2 separate regions of the Homo sapiens genome follow, and region 2 is linked to region 1. A link is a loop called in an ENCODE intact Hi-C map of the cell type or tissue named here. Cell type or tissue: Calu3. All regions are shown on one strand. Links, peaks and the distances in the headings refer to the core of each region. The heading gives the core; the rest is flanking DNA. Region 1 overlaps MB21D2 (Mab-21 domain containing 2). Region 2 has its middle 51 kb from the start of PLAAT1.

Region 1 (4,399 bases), core at 93-4,092:
CAGCACAGACGTGACCCTGGAGGGGAGGATCTGTGTTTGAGTCACCCCTTTATTACCAAGAGCTCCTCATGCAGTGCTTTGTAATGCAAGTAACTGTGTGTCAAGTAATGTGGGTTGAGTGGGTGAAACCTCTTGACAACTCTGTCAGCTTTGTAAGGGACAGAAAACACTCTGAATGAAAAGTTAACACAAAGCACCTGGTAGATAGGAGAGAGGGAAGGAGGGAAGGAGGGAAGGAAGAAGGGAAAGAAGTGAGAGAAAGGAAGGGAAAGAAACAGATATACTGATTTTTACAGTTAGTTTTAGCTTAATATAATCTTTTACAGGACTCAATCATGACAGCTAGCATCACTGCAAACAGTAAATCTGTCATCATTAAACAGGTACCACCAGAGCCCTGCACCATCACTCAGTTGACAAATACTTCAGATTCTGTCCTTAAAATGTTTGTGGTGTAGTGTCCTTCCTGCACACCCCATGCCACTGTGTGTCACTGTAACAGTCCAGCCAGGGTCCTCACATCTCTCACAGGGACAACTGCAATACCTCCGAACTACACTCTGTTCCCACCACCGCACCCAGCATAGGCTGCCAGAAGGAGCTTCTTGAAGGATGGGCTCTAATCACATCACTCACCTGCTCAAAATCCTTCCACGGTGCCCCCATCTCCATAGCCAAGGCCTCCCCCACTCTGAGGCCAATCTCCATTTTCGTCCCTGTCTTAACTGCTCCCTTATGTTCTTAATTGGCCCCAGCCCCCAAACGGATCCCCCACAATATGCTAGTCCCCCAAATATGTCCAGTGTTTTCCAGTCCCCAAGCCTCTACTTGTTCTCTTCAGTGTGCCCTCCCTCCTTGCCTGCTGAAATCCTGCCAATTCTACCCACCTAAAAGCTTTTGCCTCCTAACCTTACTCCACAATCATACAAATTATTTCCTGTCCCCCTTCATACAGCATTTGTACTACAGCTATTTGAGCTCATTCTCATGTCTCACATGAGACCATGAGTTTTTTGAAGACAGGAACGGAGCCTTATTCACCTGCATCCCCCTGTGTTCTGTGTCTGGGGTTTAGGCCACTGATATCTAGAAACAGTCTGACCTACTACAGAATATGTCACTGTAACATGAACTGCTTGTACAGGACTGGCAGATAGGAAAATGATGTCAGCACAATTAAAAGTTGGATTGCTTTCACATGCAATTTTCCTAGAATGCTAATATTTTGTACAATCAAGAACTAGCAGCTAAAAAAAATGTACTCAAACACAGAATACAGCAAGTCACAGAGTTCTCAGCTCAGACAGACATGTGGTTCTTGGTTCAGAAAGTATGTGGCTTTTCTTTTTGTATTGTTGCCTATGATCTTACTTCATTGTATCCTTGTCTCCAAAATTCAACAACTTTTCCTTACAATCCATCAAGCCATCTTCAACCATTTTTAAAGGTAAAGTCCTTTTTAGAGTGGTATTTCTTTATCTTTTCGTGTTTCTTTTGCTTTTGTTAATGTCCTGGTTACAAAGTCAAATAGGTTTTGGGGGATATGGTCATAACTCTGCTTTTCCTATAAGTCATGCTGGTTTTTTTAATGCAATTATGCAGAATATGAGGATTTTAAGGAATATATATACTATATTGTTATATAAGTGCCTAGACCAGTGCTCAACTTAACTGGAGATAGAAGGCCAACTGCTGGTCTTAATAAATGAATGATGACAAGGTCCCTCAATACAGTTCCCTTGAATGTCAATTGTTTGAGCCAGTTCTCAATTAACTGAATATCCGAGAGGCAGGAATTGAGTTTTTTTTTTGCTAGAATCTGAACTGCCAATGGAAATGCTCTTGGGCAAGACAGGCTGACCTGACCTGGAATATAAGTGACTCATAGTTTTCCTGGAGAGCTGAGCATGTCTGAAGAATGCTAGATCCCAGGGCTCCTGAAGAGGGAGAGGCCATCCGGGGGCAAAAGTGAAGGGAGAAGAAAAGAGAGATAGGAATCAATGTTTACAGAGTATCTGCTAAGGCCCAGTTATATATTAAGATTTACATGCAAAAATCTTTGAGACTTAATCCTCAATTGACAAGAAAAGAAAGTCAGGCTCAGTGGTGAAGGGGTTTGCCCACGGTGACTAACACAGGGTTGCCTGAATCCAAAACACTGGCTTTTCACGGCAAGGGTGGTTTCCAAACCTAGCACAAGGGCTGGGCCTCCGGAGAAGCCCTGTAATTAGTGGAGGGTGAAGGTGGAAGATGAAGTGCAAGGAAAGAATGTGACAGTCAAGTGAGCAGAACCTGGGCCTCCCACCCCCGCTTCGACCACTTGGATCGGTTTTACTTATTGGGCTTCCTCTTATGCTTCTATTTGAGGGAAGAGTCCTATAGTTTTAAAAGGGAGATGGAGAAAGGGTTAGAAAATCACTGCATCATATCAAGCTGCCTATTTCCCAATTCTGCCTGAGGCTGGCCCCTCAGCAGAAAAATAAATCAGTGCTTACAAAAGATCTTCTATGCAGACCACTGCTGGAGTGGTCCCCAAGTCCCCTCTCTAATCATTCCAAAGCTGTCTAAAAAGACTTTACTTTTCGCCAACTGTACTCACTTGTTCAACTATTTTTACCCATTTCCAGGTACTCCAGCTTGGGAGGCACCTGACATCCATCTGTGAAAGTGCAGGCAGCTTGGAGAGCAGGCCCTGCAGCTCCTGCTCTGGGGACAAGCTCTGCATCCCAAGCTCTGAACCTGAAGCAGGACACCCAGGGCCTAGTCCTGGTGCTCCCTACAAGGGGGTAGGGGAATCAGCTCCTCTCCCTAGGTTTCTGTTTCCTTGGCTACCAAGTAAGTTGGGTGGAATACATGGTTTTTAATGTCCTTTCTGACTTTCAGGACTCTATACATAAATAAGTGTGTTTGTGTTTCTGTGGGGAGAGAAAGGGGAGGGAGATGCGATATTAAGAGTGAGTTTGTATAACAGCAAGTCAGAGCTAAGATGTATAAAAGTACACACCCCCCAGAAACACACAGAGGTGTATGCAGAACCTTCAGACAGATTTCTCTAAAATTTATGAGTATCATGAAACAGATTGTAAAAAAGAAAACTATGACATTATGAACGCTGATCTAACTTAAGCACAAAGAGCAAAGTAGACCTTTAACTCCCCCGAGATAACAACTTCGGATAATACAAAATGTAATTTCAGATCTTTCCAAAGGCCTTTCAAAGTCCAGGGATGAGGTTCTGTGTTGCAGGGAAAGGACTCGTACAGAAGTTTTGTTAAAATGATTAGAAAGAAAATAACAGGCACTGGATTTACAGCCAGTCTCTGGGCAATGAATGATTTGTCACCTTTTTCTTCTGTTATTGATTCTCGCCTATAGACAGACGAGGAATGACTGCTGATGAAAGCGTCTGCGTAGCGGCCACTCAGACTGTGTCAAATATTCCTCCGGCGTCCCGCCCCGGGCTCTCTCTGCAAAGGCCCAACCTCCTCACAGATGCTCCGCTGCCTCGTTCAGCCAGCATCTGGAGGTACAACTTCTGACTACCTAACTCGCGCTCCACCCTGTTTTCCATCCCCCCAAATCTTATTTTCTGACACAGGGGCTCGCTCTGTCACCCAGGCTGAAATGCAACGGTGTGATCACGGCTCACTCCAGCCTCAAACTCTTGGGCTCAAGCAATCCTCTCACCTCAGCCTTTTGAGTAATCAGGACTACAGGCGGTGCCACCACACCCAGCTTTTTTTTATATATATTTTTTGTAGAGATGAGGTCTCGCTATGTTGCTGAGGCTAGTCCCGAACTCCTGGCCTCAAGCCATCCTTCACACCCATCCCTCACAAATCCATTTTAAACAAACAAACAGAACATTACGTACCCTTCAAATAACAATGAACACATCGTTTATTTGACTAATGCTGCTGCCTTCCTGATATTGCTAATGTCACTATCCACCACCACCTGGGCTCTTAATAACATCACTCATTTACTGGGCACCTACTTTGGGCCAAAAGGTTTCTTGTGAATTGTTATTAATCTTTATAATGCCCTCTTATGATGAAGACCTTGAGGTTAAATAAATGCTCAAAGTTACATAGTCAGTGGATCTGATAGCTGAACCAAGCTCTCTGACTCCAAAGGTAGGGTTGACTCACAAACATTTCATCCAGGTCAGTAGTGTGAACTATCCACACCTGCTCCCACCTCATTCCTCAACCTCATCTCACAACTTCGCTATTGCCCTGGGAGACCGCAGAGCACCTGCAGCTTTCAAACACTATGGGATCCAGAAATGAAGGAAGCTGGGAGATCCAGGCACAAGCAGGGAGCACCAAACCTAGAGGCAAGTTCTCAGTCCAGAATTTTCTGCCCCTTCCCTCTCTTCTTGCCTAATTCTACCAAT
Region 2 (4,399 bases), core at 257-4,256, 370 kb after region 1:
CCTTGATTGGGGATTGGCTAGGAAGAGGTGCAAAAAAACCTCTCTTGTATGACAGAAATATTCTCTATCTTGATCCAAATGGTGGCTACTGGAATGTACACGTATGTAAAAATCTACCCAGTTATACATTTAAGATGTGTACATTTTACTAAATGTAACACTATACCTTAGAAAAAACTAAATGCGATATTTTAATGAAACCGCTTTGCACCCTATTCATTATTTAACTTTTTATTTCTTACATCTGTAATTTTTCTGGTTACAAAACATATGTATTTTGTAAAGTACCCCAACATATCAGAAATGTAAAAGCCTAGAAAATGAATATCGTTCAAAACACCATTTCCCAGAGAGAAAACATTGTTAAAAATTTATCATACCCAGGTTGTATTTTTCTACGAAAAAGCGGCCGCTTTGAGGGTGTAGAACTGCTAGTTTTGTCACCTGGCCCATAATCTCCAGGAACACTGTGAATCCTGGGAGAAGCTGTGCCATGCTACTGGCAAGGAGCTGTCCTCTACCCTGGGAGAAGCTGTGCCGTGCTGCTGGCAAGGAGCTGTCCTCTGCTTCTTAAGCCATCAGGTCTCCTTTGGGTCCTGGACAAGTTTTGGTGTTCTTGATTTTTTACATTTTCTCAGACTCCAGAGATTTGGGCTTATTTACCAGTGTACCTTCTCTCTTGTGCCCAATCCTTGAACTCACTTTAGAATAGTATTAAAATTTCACCACTTCTTCCATTGTTGAAGATCCTAAAACAGATTCATGTTACTGCTGTTTCACAGATTTGTTGCTAAGCACTATAGACGGGTGAACAAAACGTGAACACAAGTAACCAACCCAGGGAACCGACAAAGTCTATGAGCTGCGAACACAGGTCTCCTAACACTTCTCCCTGGTAACATAGATTTAGCAAGGTTTTAAATTTCCTTACACTACCATCCGTAATAGCAGAGGATAAGCACTTTGGTTTCCTTTGAAGTCTCATACATTGGATGGGGAGGTAAGGAGGGTAGAAATTAACTTTGTCAGCTCTTCCTCTTCCCTTCTCTTCCCTTCCTGAACAATTCAGTCCTGAAGTCATTAGGTGGAGTTGAGCAAGGTAGATCAGAGCCTGGAGCATCCATTTGCCAGAAAGCTAAGGAAGAGCTTGAAAAATGAAAGGGGCATATCAAAAGGACACAGAGCATCAAAATACATGAGGACAGGAAAGAATTATAACCCAATAAACACAGGAAAATATGAGTCAATTTATAAATAAACTAAAAGTATGGAAAGAGTAGGGTATTTAAATAGTTTCAAAGTACCTCTCCACAAAATACCTGTTAATTAAAAAGGGAAAAAGAGTAACCTTACCATGGATAAGGCAGACTTTAATGGAGCAATCAAAGTGAACATTATCAGTAATGGAACAAGCTGAAAATCATACGCCACCTGATCAGATGCTATGAGAAATACACAGCATCACTTCTGGGATATTCTTGCTAGAGGTAAATAATCTAGATCTCATTGTAAGGGAACATCAGAAAACCTAAACTGAGGGATATTCTACAAAGTAGCCTTTAATCTTCAAAAAAGTCAAGGCCATGAAAATGTTCCAGATAGAAATAAGGAGACATGCATCGTGCAATTCAGAACTGCATCCTTTTGCTATAAAGGATGTTATTGTGACAATTCCTGAAGTTGGAATGGAGTCTGAGGATGAAATGATGGCAATTTATCAGTATTGATTCCCTGATTTTAATATTTGTAGTGTAGTCATAGAGGATAATTTTCTTGTTTTTTTTTTGAAATATGATGCTTTGATTTATTTTGGTCTTAAGATGTATCATTTCAGCAAGTTAGTCACAAATGGTTCTGAGGGAGTGCAGTTTTTTTACTGTATTTGCAGTTCTTCTGTAAGTTTGAGATTATTTAAAGATTTAAAAAATCCTACTCCAATGCAATGATTTAAAGAGTTGCTTCAGATAATGTTCTAGTTTAAGCGAAAATCCTCTGCTTGACCCTCCCTTCTGAAGGAAGAGGCTTATGCAACACCACGATTTTGAGAAAGGCAGGAGAATGATCAGATTTACTTTACTTCCTTGTACCATCTGCTGGTTCTTCTGGTCTCTGAGGAATTGTCTGTTCTCACTGGTTGGGGCTGTGTACTGTCATCTGATCTCTCTCTCTCTTGGGTTGATCACAGCCTGGTGATGCTCCCTGGCTGCCTCCACAGAAATATTCTCAGTAGCATTTTAGACCCTTGAGTCTCTGCCATGTCCTCTGTGTGGCACCCTGACACAAGCAGTTTAGCCCCAGCCTCTACTGTGGGGTTTCCTCTTCCATTGCTATAGGGCTCTGTGGCAAGCCATCTGCATCTCAAGTCAGTGATTTCTGAGACCTCCCACTAGGAGGCAGTATAAGTGTATGTCTATATGAGCCCCTGGCCCCATGAGGCTAAGGGCTTCATTCTTCAGATCAGTTCAAAGTGCTTAGATTTTAGGTAGAAATAAGGTGCTGTATTCTAAATGAGGACTTGGAGATGCTTAGGAAAACTAAATTTCAAGTCCTCTTTCTATCTAATTGTGTTGACAAATTTATTCTGATATGGTTGGTATGGGGAATTCAGTCCAGCAGGAGAATTCTTTTCATAGCATGAAATGGGAATCAAGCTGTGTTTGCTCTGCTCTTGGCTCCACCATAGCTTATCTAAAACACCTCCTTCTCTGCAGCCTGAAGCCCAGAGCTGAGAAGTCAGGACACTGGGCCTTCTCACAGCCCCCAACAACTTCTCTGCCCTGACACCTTTCTTCTACTTCTATTTTCCTGGGCTGGAAAGAACAAACTTTCCTCCAGGTCACATCTTCCTACCTTCCCACTGCTGCCACGAGCCTGAATCCTCATGGTGGGCCAGAGTCTTCATCCATGCAAGAGACACTCCCAGGCTTGGTTATGAAGCCTTGCATCTTGGTATAGAGCTCAACTTCCTGTCCTAAGGCAACAAGTTGCACCTTGATCTAAAATGTTAGTTAACATACCCAAGCTTTGGCTTTCCTATTGGTTAAATGGGAATATTAAAGATAAATATCTAAATTTACAATATATCTTCCTCAATAGTCTCTTATTAAATGGGATAATTAACTAGAATAGACATTCAAATGATACAGCATTTCATCATGTGTCAAATGAAAATAATAACATCTGTCTATATCTATAAGGATACAACAGCACTAAGAGTTTAAAATGAAATTTGAATCTAAAAAAATTATGTAGTTGCTATATAAATGTAACATTATTAAATTTACCAGATTTTTCTATATCATCCTTAGAATCTATGCATAAGAACATTTTGTCTGTTGAGGACAATTAAAAATAGGTCCATATAAGACGCAATTAAAGCTCCTGGGATAAACTCAGTCGCTTAATGAAATCTGCTCTAGAGCACAGAGTGTAAGAGCATTATTCCAACTGACGATTTTAATGCCCAAGTAAATGAAGACAGGATGGCCAATAAAGGTAACTAGCAAAATGTTGAGGTGGTGGTGTATGTTGGGAGGGGAGGAGGCAATGGAAGTAACCCTTACAGAGAATTTTAAAACCAACCAGAAGTTGATCTACTTTTCATTATTACCATGTGCTGGTGATTGTAACCCATGTCAGTGATAAGACACATTACATTCCACTTCCGATGGACTACAGCTCTGCTCTCTCCTTGTCTTCTCACTGTGTTAAGGAACAGAGACAACTTTGTTCCTGCAATGAGAATCCACAGGTTATAGGATATAGCTCTTATTTATACCCCCCAACGCACCATTAAGCAATGCCAATTGACTTTTCTGACCCAAGATCCAAAGGATCTTAGAGGACTTCTGACAGAAGATATTCAGCAAAAGTTGGTGCTCTGTCATGCTGACTTGCAGCATAATAAAAAAAGATAAAATCAAAAGAGGCAAATGTCTCTTAAAAATGTGAAGAACCAGTTTTGACTGAGGATAAAATTATATAAAAGTCCTCTTATGTGGGTGACCATATTTGTCTATGACTTGCTTTTGCTTCATATTTTAGTTTTGAATATTTTCTTTCATTGCGTCTCACTAAGGAAACTATTCTTTTTGACTCCCCACAGTTAAACCAGCCAATGAATCACTTATAACTTGCCATTAACAGCCAAGTTCTAATTGTTATATCTAGATATGATTTCCATGTCTTTTTCAGTCACAGATTATAAGTTTTTTTTAACTGCTCTGAGGTTTCTTTTACATCTCCAGAATCTGTAAAATTTAAGTACAGAATCTAAACCTAAAATTGAACACTTTATTATTGGAAGTAATTAATAACTAGATGTTTTTAAAGTATTAAAAGGAATGACATGTATTTGCAAGCTTACTGAGGTTTTGTTTTTATTTCAGGTACCGTATGT

Evidence for each region. A loop is a pair of places that touch in the nucleus more often than their neighbours do. Peaks named below come from ENCODE experiments on the same cell type or tissue, not always from the same donor. Only the 100,000 strongest peaks of a DNase experiment are listed, where the experiment ranks them.
Region 2: it touches region 1 in a loop (4-fold over the local background); 8 of 110 quality-filtered maps call a loop at or near these places.

What each region holds. Positions count from the first base shown.
Region 1 is chr3:192,817,192-192,821,590 of GRCh38, forward strand. All of the region lies in intron 1 of MB21D2 (Mab-21 domain containing 2), which reads right to left. Among named protein-coding and RNA genes, the nearest start is that of FGF12, 92 kb to the left of the region's middle. In Calu3, for the core only: no CTCF peak of the experiment used is centred there; DNase peaks (open chromatin) are centred at 1,900 and 2,170.
Region 2 is chr3:193,188,264-193,192,662 of GRCh38, forward strand. No RefSeq gene overlaps it. Among named protein-coding and RNA genes, the nearest start is that of PLAAT1, 51 kb to the right of the region's middle. In Calu3, for the core only: a CTCF peak has its summit at 2,369 (motif pointing right); a DNase peak (open chromatin) is centred at 2,358.